Regions from separate parts of the Homo sapiens genome. Here region 2 is linked to region 1. A link is a contact called in ENCODE Hi-C or POLR2A ChIA-PET data. All regions are on one chromosome and are shown on one strand. Each heading gives the region's core, a stretch centred on a gene start or an enhancer-like site at or near the end of the contact. The rest is flanking DNA. Distances are from core to core; before and after follow the strand shown.

What was found. Hi-C counts contacts between places; a loop is a spot of excess contacts on that map. ChIA-PET counts read pairs that join two places held with the same protein, here RNA polymerase II (POLR2A). Pooled maps may share reads with other maps.
Region 2: a loop to region 1 is called in a map of mammary epithelial cell, with 2.5 times the contacts of the local background. The contact joins the promoter of TENM3 here to the enhancer-like site in region 1. A Hi-C loop is called at or near these places in 1 of 168 maps with a recorded cell type or tissue (mammary epithelial cell) and 1 of 50 pooled maps. POLR2A ChIA-PET finds 5 or more read pairs at or near these places in 1 of 52 experiments (IMR-90).

What each region holds. Positions count from the first base shown.
Region 1 is chr4:181,958,079-181,960,778 of GRCh38, reverse strand. It overlaps a transcript of TENM3 not described here. Among named protein-coding and RNA genes, the nearest start is that of TENM3-AS2, 130 kb to the right of the region's middle. Within about 2 kb of position 1,443, at least 2 of the 41 ENCODE cell types and tissues checked have a DNase peak (open chromatin) inside an H3K27ac peak, as active enhancers do; they include mammary epithelial cell, where a contact is called at or near this core.
Region 2 is chr4:182,241,953-182,244,652 of GRCh38, reverse strand. TENM3 (teneurin transmembrane protein 3) reads right to left here and starts at 1,251. Exons shown (of 28, transcript NM_001080477.4): 1 at 1,177-1,251.

The DNA.
Region 1 (2,700 bases), core at 194-2,693:
TTCTGTTCTAAAAAGTATATATAATGATTTTACGGGCAGTTGATGACTTGAAACCTAGACTGTCTGTTAGAGTTATAGTGTATACAAAATTATAGATGTTGGGAGATTTCTCCATTGTTTTAGCAGAAACTATCAGCCCTCTTTATTTAAAGGCTAGCATATCCCCAGGCAAATTGAGTTTCCATGCTCAGTTGATTCAGAGCCTACTTCAAGGAAAGGCTGCCAACTATGTCAAAATGTATACTGATTTTGTGATATACATAGTTTTCCAAAGGATGAAGTGAGATCACCAGTCTCAATCCATTTGTGACTTGACTTCGATTTAAAGTTGCCCTCAAGAAATAGCTGGCTGGTATTATATGTGTACTGAAATATTTTTCATTGAGGTAGGTCGCTCCTTATCCTTTAGTTTACTGATTATGAGTCACTAAAATTATCTTGAAAAATTAGAAAAAAAAGTCCTATTATTGAGAGAATCCATTACATTAGTATAAGGCAAAACAGCCTACTTACCATCAACAGGAACATTTTAGGAAATTTGTTCTTTTTGACATTTTCTAAAAGAATAGCTCTTCCTACAACATTAATGCTAAATAGATGGAAAGTGTATGAAGTATAAGAATATACACAAATTGCATTTTAATTCCTATTTTTCTTTTAAAAGATGTCAATGATAAATCCAAATGTGGCTTAAATATACACTTTGCTTCAAATGTTTAGGAAATGATGCCTAACACAAAGAAAAATAAAGCTATTAATTTTCCATCTGTGTAACTTGCCCTTGAACTTTATTAGACATTTGTCATTTGCTTTTGCAATATAAAGTCCAAGATTCCAGTTTAAAGGATGTAAACATTAGTTGCTTCTGCCTCTCTACCCCTATTTTAGGATATAGGCATTTAGTTTTCTTAATGTCTATTTTATATGGACAATTTAAATACCAATTTAAGTGGTATGTGACTCACATCTACTACCTGCCAAAACTCCATATATTTCTACTTTTGAAGGCTTTTAAAACTTCTATTTGGAATATTTTAAATGAAAATACATCACCAACAATATAAAATCTGTAATATGAATTAATGTTTTTTTCTTTCAACATTTTGTTGGTATGTAAGATGTCCCCCCTCCCAAGTGAAAAGACAGAAAAAGATTAAAAGGTATGGTGTGGGGTGCCGGCATGCCGGTGATCTGCTAACCAAGCTGGCTACCCTTTGTTGCTTTAATGGAACTCTGGATTTATTAAATTCATTAACTGAATTTGAATTTAAATATACAATTGTATTCCGTTCTCTCTTCCTCCCTACTCTTTTCTTCATTTGCTCCTTTTCCACTCCCTTCCTTCTTCACACATAATGAACATCTCCTGTTGAAACAGGGGCTGTGTCAGACACTGGAGCTACGTGGTTATCCAAACAGAGGCTGCCCCCAGCTTCAGTGAGTGAGTCAGTCAGTGAGAGAGACGGGCAGTCAACAGATACTCATAGATTCCTGTAATTACAAAGTATGACAAGAGCTAGGACAAAAACCACTGGGGGCCTGGAATGTGGGGACTGGGACACCAAATTTAGATGAGGAGTTGAAGAAAGGCTTCCTAGAGGAAATGGCATTTGAGTTCAGTGTATCATAACCAAACAACAACAATTTTTTGAAGATATAATATGTACAGAATTTAATACTTGATTCTGAAACTAAAATTAATAATAATCGATTCACCAAACCAAACAAACAACAACAACAAAAAACCATTCAATGCTCTGATTCTTCACCTCAAGGATTTTTATAGTATAATTATACTTGTGTATTATGATTTTATTAGTGAATCAATACATTGTCTAGATATAGTTATTGAAATACGTTTATATACATTCTCCCCCATAATCATCCATTAACCCTGTGCACTAAATAGGTAATTACATTATTTAATAAATATTGATTTTTCACTGTGTCGTAGTATGTATTCTGCTAGATTCTGAGAATATGATACTGAGGGGAGACTGTCACTGGCTTCTACAATGTATAATCAAGTATTCTAGTGGGATGAATACTGTGTATGTGAAGTTTTCTCTTGGGGATCAACTCCTGGTGGTTTGAAGGACATGGGAGGGCTGTATATTACTGGCTTGAGGTCAAGGGAGACATTCTGTGAAGCAGTTTCCAGCCTACCCACTCGACACAGGCAGAAACCAAAGCCCATAAATATTAGACAACATGCCCAGCTTCAAACATCTCAGGAATTTTACAAAATTATTAAAAAACTCTATCTGATGTAGAGTGAAGCAAGTATGATTTACTCATATCATTACTGTATTATTGACACAGTTACTCTAATCCTAATTTAGGATATTTGCATTCCAAACAGTTTAAATAGTTTACAAACTATCAGGCAACTAGAAAGTCTAATTCTTATTGTTTGATAATAGAGTCCAAAAAAGCAAAAACAAACAAACAAAAAGACCTGAAAATCTGTCATTTAATTTATCATTGAACTGATTTTCACTCTAACTTTCTCTGCAGAGGTACTTAATCACCCCTGCAACTGCCTATATTGGAAAAGATGGAACCAGAACAGGCAAGATTATGTGTCTATGTTCAGGAAGAAAGGCAGATAATCTTCATTTTAAAATTCCCATTTTAAGTATACCCTTCAAGTATAATTTACTTTCTTTAACAGTATGAACAGCTTGAAATGTGCAAAGG
Region 2 (2,700 bases), core at 2-2,501, 280 kb before region 1:
GAGCCTGGGAACTGAGGATTCCAGGAGACCCGTCTTCCTCTTCATATTCTCCTCTTGTCCATCAGTTTAGGAGCCAGGCTAAAGCTGAGGCATCTTAAAATTTCGGAATGGGAAGGAAAAATAACATTAGCTACCCTGGAGGCTGTGGAAATAAATGCATCTGAATGCAAAGGACAGTGACTTGCAGGCTGCCTGAGATCCAATAAAAGCCTCATCAGAAGTAGCTGTCAATCACTCTAACATGTATGGCTGGTTCCAATAATTCTACCAGTCAAGATAATAAAATTTCAGAACACTAAATCAGCTCACAGCAAACCAGTTAAAAATATTTTGTGATCGCCGTGACCACCATGGTGGTCTAATACCCTGGGTTATATGTTTTAATAGAAAACACAAATGAGGCCGGGCGCGGTGGCTCACGCCTGTAATCCCAGCACTTTGGGAGGCCGAGGCGGGCGGATCACGAGGTCAGGAGATCGAGACCATCCCGGCTAAAATGGTGAAACCCCGTCTCTACTAAAAATACAAAAAATTAGCCGGGCGTGGTGGCGGGCGCCTGTAGTCCCAGCTACTCGGGAGGCTGAGGCAGGAGAATGGCGTGAACCCGGGAGGCGGAGCTTGCAGTGAGCCGAGGTCACGCCACTGCACTCCAGCCTGGGCGACAGAGCGAGATTCCGTCTCAAAAAAAAAAAAAAAAAAAAAAAAAGAAAACACAAATGATTCCATTCTTGGAAGAGTCTATCAGTTAGCACTTTGAGAAGACAGTCAGCCCTGAGTGCCCTGCCTCTCTTTCATTTCCTTTCCTAAGTACTGGAACCTCAGTCACAAAAGAAAACCAATATTTAAGTCAACAGACATACATTTAAAATTATTTCGCTGATGTGACTATGAATTTTACTTATAAAACAAGGACGTGCTGAATAGTTCACAGTATTTTTGGTGTGTTCATTTCAAGCATCTTGAACTGCTCTTTTCCTCAGCTTCCGTGTCCCAACACTGCCCAGATTTGCCCTCTCCATCTTCAACTACTTTTTTCCAGTCTCCTTTTTAGACTTGTCTGCCCTCCCCAGTTTCCAATACCTCGATACTCTCTTCTCATCTTCTCCTCCTTTTCTTCTAGGCTGTCTCATCCGTGCCCTCAATTCCCACCTCTCTACAGATGACTCAGCAACTTACCTTTAGTTTATCCTTAGTTCAGACTTCTCCTCCAAGCTCCAGACCCATCTAAAAGCCTTCATGGCCAGGTGCGATGGCTCATGCCTGTAATCACAGCACTTTGAGAGGCCGAGGTGGGCGGATCACTTGAGGTCAGGAAATCATGACCAGCCTGGCCAACATGGTGAAACCCCGCCTCTACTAAAAATACAAAAATTATCTGGGCGTGGTGGTGCATGCCTGTAATCCCAGCTACTCAGGAGGCTGAGGCAGGGGAATTGCTTGAACCCGGGAGGTGGAAGTCTCAATGCGCCAAGATCACCCAACTGCACTCCAGCCTGAGCGACAAGAGCGAAACTCTGTCTCAAATAAATAAATAAATAAAAGCCTATGTGACATTTACCCTTAAGACATTCTAAACACATCTCCAATACATCTAAAGTTGAATTCATTGTAGCCTCTCTACCACATAGTCGCCCTGGAATGCTTCTAATCTCAGTGAATGACATCACCGCCCAATTATGCAAGTCAGAAACCTAGTGATTATCTTGCTTACCTCTCTCTTAGCCTCCGCTTCTAATACATTATCAACTCTTGTCAATTTTATTTCCATCTCTGATAAGCACTACCCACATACAGGCTACCATCATCTCTCATCTGAACCACCACGGTAGGAAGATCTAGGGTACAGTTCAGAGAAAGCAATCAGGCAGGAAAACCAGTAAGTTTTATTGTTTGAGACAGGGCCTCAGTCTGTCACCCAGGCTGGAGTGCACTGGCGCAATCTCAGCTCAATGCAACCTCGACTTCCCAGGCTCAGGTGATTCTCCCACCTCAGTCTCCCAGGTAGCTGGAACCACAGGCAAGTGCCACCACATCGGGTTAATTTTTGTATTTTTTGTAGAGACGGGTTTTCACCATGTTGCCCAGGCTGGTCTCAAACTCCTGGGCTCAAGCAATTCACCCACCTCAGCCTCCCAAAGGGCTGGGGTTATAAGCATGAGCCACCGTGCTGGGCCACCAAGAAGTTTTAAGAAGGCAAATTGACTGGATTAAGAAAATGTGGCACATATACACCATGGAATACTATGCAGTCATAAAAAAGGATGAGTTCATGTCCTTTGTAGGGATGTGGATGAAGCTGGAAACCATCATTCTCAGCAAACTATTGCAAGGAAAAAAAAACAAACACCGCATGTTCTCACTCATAGGTGGGAACTGAACAATGAGAACACTTGGACACAGGAAGGGGAACATTACACACCGGGGCCTGTCATGGGGTGGGGGAAGTGGGGAGGGATAGCATTAGGAGATATACCTAATGTAAATGACGAGTTATTGGGTGCAGCACACCAACATGGCACATGTATATATATGTAACAAACCTGCACCTTGTGCACATGTATATATATGTAACAAACCTGCACCTTGTGCACATGTACCCTAGAACTTAAAGTAAAATAAAAAAAAAAAAAGAGAGAGGAAAAAAAAAAAGAAGGCAAATTGGTGGAAAAGGCATGTGGCTGACAGTGGAGAAAACAGATG